Regions from separate parts of the Homo sapiens genome. Here region 2 is linked to region 1. Evidence: chromatin loops called from intact Hi-C (ENCODE). Cell type or tissue: PC-9. All regions are shown on one strand. Links, peaks and the distances in the headings refer to the core of each region. The heading gives the core; the rest is flanking DNA.

What was found. Peaks named below come from ENCODE experiments on the same cell type or tissue, not always from the same donor. Only the 100,000 strongest peaks of a DNase experiment are listed, where the experiment ranks them.
Region 2: it touches region 1 in a loop (2.3-fold over the local background); 1 of 110 quality-filtered maps calls a loop at or near these places.

The regions. Positions count from the first base shown.
Region 1 is chr4:14,579,745-14,588,035 of GRCh38, reverse strand. All of the region lies in intron 4 of LINC00504 (long intergenic non-protein coding RNA 504), which reads left to right. Among named protein-coding and RNA genes, the nearest start is that of LINC00504, 300 kb to the left of the region's middle. In PC-9, for the core only: no CTCF peak of the experiment used is centred there; a DNase peak (open chromatin) is centred at 4,515.
Region 2 is chr4:14,714,820-14,723,110 of GRCh38, reverse strand. The region is part of intron 2 of LINC00504 (long intergenic non-protein coding RNA 504); the gene reads left to right. Among named protein-coding and RNA genes, the nearest start is that of LINC00504, 170 kb to the left of the region's middle. In PC-9, for the core only: no CTCF peak of the experiment used is centred there; a DNase peak (open chromatin) is centred at 3,780.

The DNA of each region.
Region 1 (8,291 bases), core at 1,855-6,854:
AAATAAGAAAATATAGTCTAACAGAAATCATGAAAAAAAGTTTAAGAGCAAAGAAAACTAAAATGGCAGAAATAAAATAAAACAAATGTAATCATTATAAAATATACTAGTTATGTTCCCATTTTAAAGGACAAAGGCTATCTTTTAATTTTTTTTTTTTGAGATTAAAGAGTTGAAAATTTTTCCTCCAGAACTTTGAGTCTATTGTTCTGAAGTTTTCTGATGCTTGGTGTTGATGCTAGAATGGTGATGCTCTCATTTTGGTTCTTTTGTATGTGAATTACCCTTTTCTTTAGAAAAGTAATCATTGATGTTGTGCACGTATGAAGACATGTTAATATGTGGGCCTTTTTGTTTAATTAATTGTGCTTATTTATTAGCTGTTTTAATTTGAGCGGTTGTTCATTAAGTCTGAGATTATTCTGAATTACTTCGATTTTTCTTAATTTCTTCTCCTCTTATCATACTAGTACCCCCCACCAAGACATTTATGTAATGAGCATTCATATTTGTTTTCTATTGCCTTAATTTTATGTTTATTTGTGTTTTTGCTCTATGCTCTGGAAACGTTTTTCACATTTTATTTTTCTTTCCTTTTTTCTTTCTTCTTTAAAAAATATTTCTCTGTTTTCTCATATAAATGTATTCCTTTTTGTACTTCTTGAATTTTATTTTGGTGGGGTGTTTGTAGAGACATGAGGTGGGGTTTCAGGAGAGACATTAAGAACTCAGTCCCTATGTTTTAGGAATTGAGTCTCCATATTCAACCAGGCAGAATTTACCTATTGAGAAATAAATGAATGTTCAGATTCTCCAAAGAATTAGTTGAACGAATGAGTGAGACTTAGACATAATTTGGAAACTCCCAATAGAGAGGATAATCAATTTAGATAGCAAAATCAAAACAAGATTTTCCAGGTTACGATAAATTTAATTCGGTTCCAGTAATATTTTTCAATCTATTTGAAGTACTTTGTTTTTTATTTTGAGCAGTCTGTGAAATTAAACTGAACACACTTTGATTCTGCCATTTGTTTCCAGAGTAAGTTTTGTCCTGGTGTTCAGTAACAACCCAGCAGATCCTACACAGTACAATTTCTCTACAGTAATTTAGCCAAATGTCACTCATTCCTTTCTGACCTCTCATCTCTCACTCATCCTTTATTCGTGGGATTTTGAAGACATTGATGGAACAGAAACAGGTTCCAGCTTTCATCTTGTTCCTCTCCTGCACACCGTGTACAATCTGGCCATGCAGCCTGCTATTGTCTGTGCACATCTTGAGCGCTTTGACCTCCATGCTATTGTCCCCTAGAATGCGTTTCCTCATTCTGTTCTATAATCAACACAAATTGGGGTAGTTGCTCTGCTTACAAAGGCATTCCCAATGACTATGCCGTCCCTACACTGGCCACTTTTTACTGATACACACTGTGCCAATTTTATTCTCTCTCCTGATAATTTGAACAAAGGAACAGAGATGTCTATTTGTAAAATGCAGCTGAAAATTAGTTATTTCTTGGTTGCATCCTAGAGAGAAGAGTTATATGCTCCTTTTGCTAGCATTTTCAGAGAGGTGCTGGTTCCTGAATTTCCTCAAGCTTGATAATGAAATTCCGCTTTATGAATCTTTCTAACAAATCTTACCTTTTCCTTAACAGAACCGTTAAAAAATGTTTTTATTTTCCCTGCTTTCAGGTACATGCCACCAAGGAGTTTTAATCTAACTTAAATCCCATCTCCTCAGGTCCATCTTTGCTTGCTTTTTTTTTTTTTTTTAAGTTTTATTCACTTATTTATGTTGTATTTTTATTTTTGAGTTCAAGTGTACAAGTGAGGTTTGTTACATGGGTAAATATGTATCACAGGGGTTGTTGTACAGATGATTTCATCTCCCAAGTATTAAGCTTAGTACCCATTAGTTATTTTTCCTGATCCTCTCCTTCCTTCCACTGAAAGGCCCCAGTGTGTGTTGTTCCCCTCTCTGTGTCCATGTGTTCTCATCATTTAGCTCCCACTTGCAAGTGAGAACATGTGGTATTTGGTTTTCTGTTCCTGTGTTAGTTTGCCAAGGATAATGGCCTCCAGCTCTATCCATATCTCTTAAAGGACATGATCTCATTCTTTTTTATGGCTGCATAGTATTCCACAGTGTCTATGTACCACATTTTTTAATCCAGTCTATCATTAATGAGCATTTAGGTTGATTTCATGTCTTTGCTATTGTGAATAGTGCTGCAATGAACATATGTGCGCATGTGTCTTTATAATAGAATAATTTATATTCTTTTGGTTATATACCCAGTAATGGGATTGCTGGGTCAAATGGTAGTTTGTCTTTAGATTTTTGAGGAATCTCCACACTGTCTTCCACAATATTTGAATTAATTTACTTGCTTGCTTTTTAAGGGCAGGTTTAAAGTCTTTCTGTACAAGGAAACTTCATGGCCTTATCCAACTAGAGGGCTTCTCTCCCATCCTCTGCAATCTCACAGTCTCTTGCCTTTACCTCTCTCATGGCAATCACCTCTCATACCTTGACTGAAGTATACTTACAGTGGCAAACATCACCATATAGGAGAATAGCTATTCCTTAAGGGCATAGTTTCCATTTTGCTTTTCTCTACAATACCTTGCACACGGCAAATGATCAGTAAGAATCAGTTCAATTTATTAGTTACATGTTTAAAAAGGGCTTCACTGATTTGGCAGAAGACACTAGAAGAGCCATTGGTTCAGAGGCCATTTTCTTAATAGAAGCTACTACTTTGTATGTGTCCTGTCTGGACTGTCTCATGTTGTCCTCCCGTTATGGACTGAAAGTCCATGTTCCCTTAAAGTTTATTGAAATCTTAATTTCCAATGTGATATTGTTTGAAGGTGGAGCCTTTGAGAGGCAATTAGGTCATGAGGGTAGAGCCCTGGTCAATGAGATTAGTATCCTTGTAAGAAGTGACCAGAGGGCTAGCTCACTATTTTTTTCTGCCATGTGAGTATAAAAGGAGAAGTCAGCAGAGGGCCCTCAGCAGAACCCAGCCATGCTAGAAACTTGATGTTGGACTTCTAGCCTCCAGAACCGTGAGAAATACATTTCTGTTATAAGCCACTCAGTCTATGGTGCTTTGTTGTAGCAGCATGAACAAATAACACCTAACCATGCTGCAAAGTAGATAATATTATGTTCACTCTCCAGATAAGAAAAATAAAGTTTAAAGAAGGGGAAACAATTTGTCCAAGGTTGCATATGATTCATAAGTGGAGCTGAGCTTGAACCTCTGTTACTGCAAGATAGAAGATGTTGTGAAAAGAGTCACTGAGACAATTCCCAGTGGGAATAAGCAAGTGCTAGAAGAAAATATTCTCATTTATCCAAAACCTGGAAATAGAAAGAAGCAATGTTTATTTTTAGGCCTGAACCATTAAGGGCATCAGCATGAGCATCATCAGCCATTTATGTGCTTGTGGACCTGTTAGACTCCAGGTATTCAGAGTCAGTGAATTACATTTTCAGACCACTCATCAGAGGAAGGCATTTTTACCCCCATTTTAGAGACTAGAAAGCTGAGACTTGCAGAAAAATGCCATGCTATATTTGTACAGAGAGTAACAGAGTAAAAATTCAAATTTAGATCTTGTCTCATTCTTCAATGATTTTTTTCACTGTGCTGCATTGTGTTGGCAAAAATCTTGTGACTAAAGAGTAATGATTAAAATCATAATCAAAGATGGTAGATCAATCCTATGTAGACACCTCTAATGAATGAGTCTGCATGATCCCAAGTGAGTCCTCTCCTGTACCATCATGGGAATGTCCTGATCTCTTTTTGACCAACATTTTTATAAAGGATATACACAAAGATAAAAGCAGGTTCCTTGTGAAGTTTGCTAACAGGCATAATAGGGAGGGATTCGTAGCTCATATGATTAACAAAGGATATGCGATTAAAATAATATTCAGAGGTATGGACGCTGAGGCAAAAACCAAACCAAATGAAACCAAAACAAAAAAACAGTAAAAGTGAAATTGCGCACGAGAAAAGGTTACAAACTCATTTCGTAAGTGCAAGAAGAGACTCCTGACTGGGCAGCTGTTCACTAAAAAATAGCTGAGGATTTAGCTGATCATGTGCTTTCCATCTACCAGCAAAAGAGTGAAGGGTTGAAACCAGCACTGCTGGTTCCAACCACTATAGTCCCATGATTTTGTGCAGTAGACAGGTCTTGGTAAAATATTCCATCCTTGTGCTCCTTTCGGAGGATTATAGGAAAACCAGAGGCCAGAGAGGTCTGTGCTTGCTCATTTGAGTGCTAGTCCTTCTGCTTGGAAGGTCTTTTCCAGGTGCTACCAGGTGAAGTCAGCTGGTCCTGCAAGTCTACCCTTAAGCATTTTCTTCCGTATGAAGACTTCTTTGTTATCTCTGGGTAGAAGGTGCTGCTAGGAAAAGAATGACCACAGGCTGAATTGGTGGGAGTGTAGTTCTCCCCACTACGCAGGGAGTCCTGTTTGCTGGATTCCCCAGTCCACACCTCATGACTCATAACCTATGAGGTACTTTGCAAGCATTATAGGTCATCCTCATTATGTAACTTTGAGCAAAACATTTTCTTAATATTTACTTGACACCTAGTATGTCAACTTATCAGCAAGGAAGGCTCAATACATTGTTTATATTTGGGGCCTTTAAACCACTCTTTATCCATGTAACATAGTAAAAGGTGAACATTCTCTCCGTGTGCTACAATGCTCCCTTTCAGATCAGTGCAGTCAGAGCTGTGTCAAATAGTATATTGTGAAATATTGGATTTCACAGAAAGACAGAGGTTCAATTTATTTTTTTGTTGGCATGCCCATCTAATCAGAAGAATAGGCCCACCACAGATTTTTCTTTAGACATGATACCTAAGGAAGATGAAAGTGCAATTATATTCTGCTGTTGTGCGGCCATTTGAAAGGAGCTAATGCAGGTGTTCGAGATAGAAACTTGGAGACAATGGATGCCTCGCAAACAATGAGTTGTGGGACATGGAGCTAGTGAGAGAGGGATGGGCATTTTTAAAATGATGACAAGCAACAATAGGCTTGGGAGTCATTTCAAGTGTCTGTCAGGCATCAGTCAAACAATAATTCTCTGTTTGTTTGTTGGGAGCCAGTGAACTTACTGAGAGAACACTTTCAACTTGACTGAACATAATTGCTTCCTGAAATAGATTCTGATGAGTGAATTGAGACTACTCCTTTCTAGCTGTAGCCTTTTAGTTTTTTAGAATTTACAAAGCACTTTCCCACACACCATCTCAAGCCTTGTTTTGACCTCTGTGCTAGGTGGTGGCAATGCGACATTGAGAAAAGCAGATCAATTTATGCCCTTGGGAAGGTAATAGTACAGTGGGACAGACAGACATTAAGCAAATCATCCCTTAAGCAAGTATGCAATTGAAATCCTTTTTATTACACCAGTAGTTTTTGTTTTTAGTTTTAAATTCAGTCCATTCGAGGTGCTTCTGAGGCAGCTGTGGGCAAAAGGGGCTTGAAGGAAATGTCTTGTCCCCATCCTGTTTCAATTAATAGCACTCAGATTTTGTTTGATAGATTGGTGTTGGTAGTAAGCTTTTCCTTGGAAAATAAACTTTATTACACACAGAAAGCCAAGACTGCTGCACTCTACGTTTAGGAAAATGAGTAGTGTGCTATGTGATAGAATAATTGTATTTTTCAGGAGGTGCCACTGTTTCTAGGCATAGCACCTTTGTGTTTATCTTCTTGAATCCAGTGTATATATTTACCTGGAGGAAGTTTCTAAGTCTTTTTATTGAGGGAAGTTTCATTCTGTCAGATTCCTGTATGGGGCTCCAGCAGGGTGTCAGTGTACGACAGCCACCTGGCTCACCAGTGTCACATGGACCCACCTGTTAGGGCCCCTGCAGCCTTCACTCGTTGTTAGATGCTTAGGGTGCCATTTCTGCTCAGAAGAGGTAGCTGACCTTTGTAAGACAGGCCTACCCTCTTTACAAATCACTATGCAAGTCTGATTGCCTCTTGAAAGGTCAGCCTTATTATCTTGGCCTTTGGCTGATCTGACCCTTGGCTTCCCTCGGGCCTTTTCTTTGGGGTCAGTTGCAGGGGTTAATTAGCAGAGGGAGAGGATAATCACACTCACCAAGCCCTTGGCTTCAGCATGTCCCCCAGGATTGGCATGGCCACTCTGAAGAGAAAGTGCGGATAGTGGAAACAGCAAACTCCTTTGCTTCCCCTACTCTCACCCTGATCAGTCCCTGCTGTGATACCACACACATTTAAAGGATTTCATTTGAGAAAATTGAGGAGCCCTCTTTAGTGTCACTGTTTTGCAGTTTCTTGCAACACTTAACAGCCATTTGGACAAATTTGGATAACTCATGAGATCTCGCTGCACCTTCTCCCTTATCTGCAGAATGGGTGGGTGGGCCAGGTGGCCCTGAGCTAGCCATACCAGTGGGAAGACTCAGAGGCTCTTTGGCATAAAGTTTAACAATCATAGTTAAAATCATATCTTCAATTTAATCCGTTGAATATATCCTACTTAGACCCTTAAATTATTAGTCTCTTTACCTACAAGCTCCAGCTATAACTCTTCCTGTTAGGAAGATCAAATGAGATGATATGTATGGGATCACCCTCCTTCTCAGCATCAGCAGCCATGCTCTGGTTCTTAACCTGTTTTACCTGTCCTTGTTACCCTCTTCCTCCATCATTTACTATTTCTCTCCTCTTACTTTCAATCATTCTGCAATCCTTCCATCCTCTTTAAGTTCCCTAAAAATATTGCATTTAGACGTGCATTACATGATACAACTTATGACTCATGAGTCATTCCTTCCTATCATCAATCATTCACCATCGATGTACTGAACATCTTCTAAATGCAGGATCCTGCACCAAGTCTGGGGATACCATAAGACAGTAAGAAGTACTACCCTCAATGAGTTTATAGTCTTCTAGGAAGGCCAGCTTCAAGGATGTGGTTTCAACAACAAGTGAAAAACATTCGATAGCATATTTAGTAAAGGGAACCTATTATAATTTATAGATTGAGATTGAAATGAGTCAGTCCACACTAAATAAACACGTATCTACTCAGTTCCAACTATGTACAATGTTCTATTCTAGGTGACGGTCATTCAGCAGTTAACAAAGCAGACAAAATGTCTTGCACCCTTGAAAGTTATATTCTATTGTTCACATGTCCCTGGGTTGTGGAAAATGAGAGGAAGCATGGAAGAGATGAAGTGAGAGTTTGCCTGGTATTCAGAGTGCACTGGGTTCCAGATATGGCCACAGAGGGTTGCAAAGCCAGATCACATGAGGCCCTTGCAGGGCCTCTTTCAATTAATTATGACTTAAGACTATGCATCATTTGAAAACCATTTTTGAATTTACTCTGAAATTATCATGGAGGAGAGTGGCTGCTGTACTGAAGAGTAACCCTAGTAGAATGACCCATGTGGAAATTCATTTTGAAGTTTGAAATGAGACTTTTCCTATCCTGTCTCAACTCCTCTGGGCCATTGAGACTTTTCTTACTGTGACAATAAAATTTAGTAACTCACCATGGTTTTTCTTTTTGCTCTGGCTGCCAGAAAGTTTGGAGACAAATTAGATATTAATCTTTTTACTTAAATTATTTGCTTCCTATTCATTTATTTGTTTTTTTTTCACATCACTAGATAAATACCCTTTTTGAGGTGGTTTAGTCTACATTCAAAATATGGATTCTGATTAGAAGACTGTCAAAAATGCTGACTCAGAATTACCTGCTGTTATCATCCTTTTTTTTTTTTTTTTTTTTTACTACATCTCAAGTAGCATATAATGCCAAAAAACAATAACAGGGACCAAGAAAGTAGACTTCTCTCTTGCATGAAGCTTTGACATCTGTCATTGCTTATATTTTTACTTTCATCTCTCTACCAGCTTAGTTTCTTTAATTGTTTGTGTTCCTTTCTCCCTGCTAACTATGTCTGACCTATGGCTTTGTCTACTTGTCTACCTACATCTCTTATGCTTTCTACTGGTAATTCTAGATAGTCTTTTTTTTTTTTGCTTTTTCTCATATTACCGTTTACATTTGTGTCTCTTTTTTCCCATTATAATTAATAAGTGGATCACCTATGTTGTTAATTTTAGATGTCAACTTGACTGGGCTAAGGGATGCTCTGGTAACTGGTAGAACGTTATGTCTGGGTACGTCTGTGAGAGTGTTTCTGGAAGAGATTAGCATTTGAATCAGTAAACTGAGTGAAAAAGATCCACC
Region 2 (8,291 bases), core at 1,239-6,238, 140 kb before region 1:
GTATTTTATTCTCTTTGCAGGAATTGTGAATGGGAGTTCACTCATGATTTGGCTCTCTGTTTGTCTATTATTGGTGTATAGGAATGCTTGTGATTTTTGCACATTGATCTTGTATCCTGAGACTTTGCTGAAGTTGCTTATCAGCTTAAGGAGATTTTTGGCTGAGATGATGGGGTTTTCTAAATATACAATCATGCCATCTGCAAACAGAATACCCTTTATTTCTTTCTCTTGCCTGATTGCCCTGGCCAGAACTTCCAATACTATGTTGAATAGGAGTGGTGAGAGATGGCATCCTTGTCTTGTGCTGGTTTTCAAAGGGAATGCTTCCAGCTTTTGCCCATTCAGTATGATATTGGCTATGGATTTGTCATAAATAGCTCTGATTATTTTGAGATATGTTCCATTGATACCTAGTTTATTGAGAGTTTTTAGCATGAAGAGGTGTTGAATTTTATCAAAGACCTTTTCTGTATCTATTGAGATAATCATGTGGTTTTTGTCATTGGTTCTGTTTATGTGATGGATTACATTTACTGATTTGCATATGTTGAACCAGCCTTGCATCCCAGGGATGAAGCCGACTTGATTGTGGTAGATAAGCTTTTTAATATGCTGCTGGAATTGGTTTGGCAGTATTTTATTGAGGATTTTCACATTGAAGTTCATCATCAACGGATATTGGCCTGAAACTTTCTTTTTTTGTTTTGTCTCTGCCAGGTTTTGATATCAGAATGATGCTGGTCTCATAATATGAGTTAGGGAGGAGTCCCTCTTTTTCTATTGTTTGGAATAGTTTCAGAAGAAATGGTACCAGCTCCTCTTTGTACCTCTGGTAGAATTCGGCTGTTCATCCATCTGGTCCTGGGCTTTTTTTGTTGGTAGGCTGTTAATTACTACCTCAAATTCAGAACTCGTTATTGGTCTATTCAGGGATTTGACTTCTTCCTGGTTTAGTCTTGGGAGGGTGTTTGTGTCCAGGAATTTATCCATTTCTTCTAGATTTTCTAGTTTATTTGCATAGAGGTGTTTATAGTATTCTCTGATGGTAGTTAGTATTTCGGTGGGATCAGTGGTGATCTCCCCTTTATCATTTTTTATTGTGTTTATTTGATTATTCTATTCTTTATTAGTCTGGCTAGCAGTCGATCTATTTTGTTAATTTTTTCAAAAAACTAGCTCCTGGATTCATTGATTTTTTGAATGGTTTTCGTGTCTCTATGTCCTTCAGTTGCTCTGATCCTAGTTATTTTTTGTCTTCTGTTAGCTTTTGAATCTGTTTGCTCTTGCTTCTCTAGTTCTTCTAATTGTGATGTTAGGGTGTTGATTTTAGATCTTTCCTGCTTTTTCCTGTGGGCATTTAGTGCTATACATTTCCCTCTAAACACTGCTTTAGCTGTTTCCCAGAGATTCTGGTATGTTGTGTCTTTGTTCTCATTGATTTCAAAGAACTTATTTATTTCTTCCCTAATTTCGTTATTTACCTGGTAGTCTTGCAGGAGCAGGTTGTTCAGCTTCCATGTAGTTGTTCGGCTTTGAGTGATTTTCTTAATCCAGAGTTCTAATTTGAGTGCACTGGGGGCTGAGAGACTGTTTGTTATGATTTCCATCTTTTGCAATTGCTGAGGAGTGTTTTACTTCCAATTACGTGGCCAATTTTAGAATAAGTGCTATGTGGTGCTGAGAAGAATGTATATTCTGTTGATTTGGGGTACAGAGTTCTGCAGATGTCTATTAGGCCCACTTGGTCCAGAGCTGATTTCAAGTCCTGAATATCCTTGTTAATTTTCTGTCTCATTGATCTAATATTGAGAGTGGGGTGTTAAATTCTCCCACTGTTATTGTGTGGGAGTCTAAGTCTCTTTGTAGGTCACTAAGGACTTGCTTTATGAATCTGGGTGCTCCTGTATTGGGTGCATATATATTTAGGATAATTAGCTCTTCTTGTTGCATTGATCCCTTTACCATTAAGTGATGCTCGTCTTTGTCTTTTTTGATCATTGTTGGTTTAAAGTCTGTTTTATTAGAGACTAGGATTGCAACCCCTGCTTTCTTTCTTTCCATTTGCTTGGTAAATCTTCCTGTATCCTTTTATTTTGAGCCCATGTGTATCTTTGCAGGTGAGATGGGTCTCCTGAATACAGCACACTGATGGGTCTTGACTCTTTATCCAATTTGCCAGTCTGTGCCTTTTAATTGGGGCATTTAGCTCATTTACATTTAAGGTTAATATTGTTATGTGTGAATTTGATCCTGTCATCATGATGCTAGCTGGTTATTTTGCCCATTAGTTGTTGCAGTTTCTTCATAGTGTCAATGGTCTGTATTTTTTCATTTGTTTTTAAGTGGCTGGCACTGGTTTTTCCTTTCCATGTTTAGTGCTTCCTTCAGGAGCTCGTGTAAGGCCGGCCTGGTGGTGACAAAATCTCTCAGCATTTTATTGTTTGTAAAATATTTTATTTCTCCTGCACTTATGAAGCTTAGTTTGGCTGGATATGAAATTCTTGACTGAAAATTCTTTTCTTTAAGAATGTTGAATATTGGCCCATGCTCTTTTCTGGCTTGTAGGGTTTCTGCAGACAGATCTGCTGTTAGTCTGATGGGCTTCCCTTTGTGGGTAAGCTGACCTTTCTGTCTGGCTGTCCTTAATATTTTTCCTTCATTTCAACCTTGGTGAATCTGACAATCATGTGTCTTGGGGTCGTTCTTCTTGAGGAGTATCTTTGTGGTGTTCTCTGTATTTCCTGAATTCGAATGTTTGCCTGTCTTGCTATATTGGGGAAGTTCTCTGGACAATATCCTGAAGTGTGTTTTCCAACTTGGTTCCATTCTCCCCATCATTTTCAGGTACACCAATCAAATGTAGGTTTGGTCTTTTCACATAATCCCATATTTCTTGGAGTCTCTGTTTGTTCCTTTTCATTCTTTTTCCCTAATCTTGCCTACATGCTTTATTTCATTCAGTTGATCTTCAATCTCTGATATCCTTTCTTCTGCTTAATCAATTCGGCTATTTATACTTGCGTATGCTTCACAAAATTCTCGTGCTGTATTTTTCAGCTCTGTCAGGTCACTTATGTTCTTCTCTAAACTGATTATTCTAGTTAGCAATTCCTGTAAGCATTTATCAAGGTTCTTAGCTTCCTTGCCATGGGTTAGAAGATGATCCTTTAGCTCAGAGAAGTTTGTTATTACCCACCTTCTGAAGCTTGCTTCTGTCAATTCATCAAACTCATTCTCTGTCCAGTTTTGTTCCCTTGCTGTTGAGGAGTTGTGATCCTTTGGAGGAGAAGAGGCATTCTGGTTTTTGGAATTTTTAGCCTTTTTGTGCTGGTTTTTCCTTAACTTCATGGATTTATCTATCTGTGGTCTTTGCTGTTAGTGACCTTCTGATGGAGTTTTTGTGTGGTTGTCCTTTTTGTTGATGTTGATGCTATTCCTTTCTGTTTGTTAGTTTTCCTTCTAACAGTCAAGCCCCTCTTCTACAGGTCTGCTGGAGTTTGCTGGGGGTCCACTTAGCAGAGCTTGACCACTGTGCTGGGAGATCTGCTCCTCTCTTCAGAGCCAGCAGGCAGGAATGTTTAAGTCTGCTGAAGCTGCACCCACAGCTGCCCCTTCTCCCAGGTGCTCTGTCCCAGGGAGATGGGAGCATTATCTATAAGCCTCTGACTGGGGCTGCTGCCTTTCTTTCAGATATCCCTGGCCCAGAGAGGAGGAATCTAGGGAGGCAGTCTGGCTACAGTGGCTTCATGGTGCTGCGGTGGACTCCACCCAGTCTGAACTTCCTGGAGGCTTTGTTTACACTGTGAGGGGAAAACGACTTACTCAAGCCTCAGTAATGGCTGACTCTCCTCCCTCCACCAAGTTCCTGTGTCCCAGGTTGACTTCTGACTGCTGTGCTGGCAGCAAGAATTTCAAGCCAGTGGATCTTAGCTTGCTGGGCTCTGTGGGTTGGGCTCCGCTGAGCAAGACTACTTGACTCCCTGGCTTCAGCCTCCTTTCCAGGGGAGTGAATGATTCTGTCTCACTGGCATTCCAGGCACCACTGGGATAGGAAAAAAATATCTCCTGCAGCTAGCTTGGTGTCTGCCCAAACGGCTGCCCAGTTTTGTGCTTGAAACTCAGGGCCCTTGTGGTGTAGGTACCTGAGGGAATCTCCTGGGTTGTGGGTTGTGAAGACCGTAGGAAAAGCATAGTATCTGGGCCAGATAGCACCATCCTTCATAGCAAGGTCCCTCATGACTTCCCTTGGTTAGGGGAGGCAGTTCCCTGACTCCCTGTGCTTCCCAGATGAGTTGATGCCCCACCCTCCTGCTAGCCCTCCCTGCGCTACACCCACTGTCTAACCAGCCCCAATGAGATGAACTGGGTACCTAAGTTGGAAATGCAGAAATCATCTGCCTTCTGCGTTGGTCTTGCTGGGAGCTACAGGCGGGAGCTCTTCCTCCAAGCTGAACATCTTTAGGGCACAGAAAGAGGGCCATGTAGTTTGGATCCATAGAGTAAGGGGGAGAGAAGTAAGAGAGAGTTTGGAAAAGACCAGCAGGAACCAGGTCTTAAAGACCATTGTGAAGATTCTGGATTTTAAGTGTTACAGAAGAATTGGAGGGCCTATATAATACAGAATATGATCTAATTTATAATTTTAAAAGTTGTTCTGGTTGTTGAGGGGAAATTGATTTTGGGAGTGGGGGAAAAGAGTAGAGTGTGAGAAATAGGAAACTATTGGTTTAGCCAAATTACAAATAATCATGAGTTGTTGGGATTGGGGGATCTTACTGGAAGGGTAAAGAAATGATTGGATTGGGGATCTTCTGGAGGTGGATATGGCAGGATTTGTTATTTTTAGTGCATGGATTTATATACTCTGACCTCACCATGCATGCCACCCTCAGTGGTATGAGATATGTGTTACCACCTTGCAATGTGCTTTCATAAGGAATGCAGTGTTGAGGCAAAAGAGAAAACCCTGCCCTGCCCCTCATTCACCCCACTGCCCAGGCCTATCAGGCAGTGTAGTAATAGGGTCTCAGACAGTAATGGCCCTAGAATTTAAGATGTAACCAGCAGCAGAGAGAGGGTTGGGAAAGAGATATCAAAATGCAGAAACAGGCTGGGCACGGTGGCTCACTTCTGTAATTCCAGCAGCTTGGGAGGCTGAGGTGGGCAGATCCCTTGAGGTCAGGAGTTCGAGACCAGTCTAGCCAAAATGGTGAAACTCCGTCTCTACTAAAAATACAAAAATTAGCCAGGTGTGGTGGTGTCCACCTGTAATCTCAGCTACTCTGAAGGCTGAGGCAGGATAATCCTTTGAATCCGGGAGGTGGAGGTTGCAATGAGCTGAGATTGCACCACTGCACTCCAGCCTGGGCGACAGAGGAAGACTCTGTCTCAAAAAACAAAACAAAACGAAACAAAATACCAAAAACAACAACAAACGTGCAAAAACAATTGCCAAGGACATCCCTCCAGGAAAGACATGAGACAAACCATCTCTTTATCGGGTATTGTGAGGAAGGTGATGCTTTAGGGGTTAGATGGACGGGGGATAAGATGGAAGAAAATCTGTGCATTGCACACTTTTCACTGAATTGTCGTCATTTATTTGTCAATTCCTTCACTAAAATATAATCACAGGAGGGTAGAACTAAGTCGTATTAACTTTTATATCCTAGTGCGTGGCTCAGCCTCTAGTACCTAGTGCCCAGTTAATGCTTCTTGAATGAATGGTGGAATTCTTTATTGAAAAGGTATTGGTTTGAAGACTTAGGCTTTTTTCTGACTTTCTAAGCAAGTGTGACAGGAACAGAAATTAGCATCAGGAATCCTGCCTTTTTTTCTGCTTTTCTGCTTTGGTAATCACGTTGCCGTTCCATATTTATCACTATGAAATAGCTGAACCTTCTCCAACAGAGGCCTTTTTTGCCCCTGTCCTTGCATGATGCAATTTGTATAGGCCAGCAGGAAGGCATATACTTTGGTACAAAATGTGAATATGCCTATTAACATTCTCCCAAAGGATGTGGACAGCCCTAGGAATCAGCTTAGAGGTTCAGCCTGGCCCCTGGTCGGCACATTCTACGAGCTCGTGGAAAAGGGCAAGCACAGACTATTTACAGCCGCAGAGAAATGGCCTCATAAAAATGCATAAGGGTATGTGCACAGTGATGACTTGGATGAAAAAAGCAGTGTTTACATACTGTTACACTAAAAATATTCACACCTCATCAAATTGTCAGTCTTGTTTGCAGGCAACAATGGGAATTTTCCCCCTATAAGATGGTAATAGCTCTCAGTGGAGCACTGCATATTATGTCTCATTAATCCTTCCCAGATCCCAGCGAGGTGGGTGGTGAGGGTTCGTATTCCTGTTGTTTCAGAAAAGAATAGAATGAGATTCATTTCCCTGCTCTCTGTTCACACTGCTTCATAGAATGATGGAGGATATTTGCCATCTCATTTTTGAAGCCTGATTCACCGTGGCCCTTGGGGCTTGGTCCTTCCTAATGACATCTGGTCTACTGCCCTTTGTGCTGATGAGAACACGAAGCCCCAGAGGAGGGGAGTCAGTTCATAAAGCCCTCTCAGCTACTGTGGAAAATCGAAGCCCAGCTCACTAATTTCCTACCTAGAGAAAGGTAGGAAGAGTAAGAGCACAAACCTGTATAAACACCTATTAGCTGTCAAGAATTTTATAATTAATATTATTTTGGATTCACTATGACAATCTTGTAAGATTGGTTTTCTTCTTATTATTATTAATTATTATAAGTTTCTAAATAAAAAGTATAAAGATCAAGCATCAAATTTCCAGAATGTAGTTTATTTGACACCAAAGCTGATATGGATGAGATGTCACACACCCTCCATGCTGTATCCACCAGAGGGACCGATACCTAGCAGAGGCTCAAAGATGTTTCTTTCTTGATTTGATCTGGCAGAGTAAAGACAGCTTTGGAGAAAGACAGACCTGGATTCAAATGCAGATCTCTTCCTTACTAGATGGGCATGCTTGGGTAAGTCAGAAATAATGCCTGAGCCCCAGTTTTCTTACCTATGAAAGAAATAAAATATACCATGGCAGGATGGGTATGAAAATGAAATGAGAGAGTACAGAGAAAGTGACTGTCATGCATAAGGACTGCTCCATACCTGCTGGTTCCCTCTGCTCCTCCCCATAATGGCAGTCTTGTATGTTTTTAAATAATAATCTTCTTAGAAAACAAAACAAACCCACACGTTTCTGGTTTTTTTTTTGTTTGTTTTTTTTTGTTTTGTTTTTTTGCTTCCCCACCTGGAGTTGACTTATTTATAGTGCCCAAGATGGTTAACATCCTTCTTATTGATTTTCACTAATTATCAGCAACTTGCAGGGGTCACCTTCTCAAGCCTCATCTCAGGAGGTCATTGAGTGAGGTTATTTAAGCTTCTTGGCAGTAGAAACTATGCTCCCAATACATTGACCACTGACCATGTACCAAGCATCTAAATGTTGCATGAGACACTGAAAACTAAAGCTTGGTGAGCTCAAGGGCGCCAACAAGGGCCGCTTCAATACCTATGAAACCTTGGTAATTTACTTAATTTCTCATATAGTCTTCTCATTTATATAACGGGCATAGATATAAACAGGTTTGAGAAGATTAAAAGAAATAATGTATAAATACTGGTTACTCATTTCCAGCTACATAACAATGGTTTGGTAATTATTAGTTATTAGTAGCATTAGCAAAATACTTAGTAAAGGGAAATTCATAAGTTAATTATTTCCAATGTAAGGAGGTATGTAATTAATTTATTCATTATCCAATGTGTCATTAAATTTTTATATTAAATATCAAAAAACTTGTTAATTATAATTATGTAGTAAATATATATTAATATTAATTATAAAAATGCATACATTATTATTTTTATTATACTTTAAGTTCTAGGATACATGTGCACAACGTGCAGGTTTGTTACATATGTATACATGTGCCATGTTGGTGTGCTGCACCCATTAATTCGTCATTTACATTAGGTATATCTCCTAATGCTATCCCTTCCCCCTCCCCCCACCCCATGACAGGCCCGGGTGTGTGATGTTCCCCTTCCTGTGTCCAAGTGTTCTCATTGTTCAATTCCCACCTATGAGTGAGAACATGAGGTGTTTGGAAAAATGCATACATTATATAACATGACAGCAAAATAAACCATCCACTCACCATACTGTGAAGACGACCATATGAAAGCACTCATCTTCTCCTTTCAGAGGCAACCACAACTCTTAATTTTGTGATGAGCCTTTC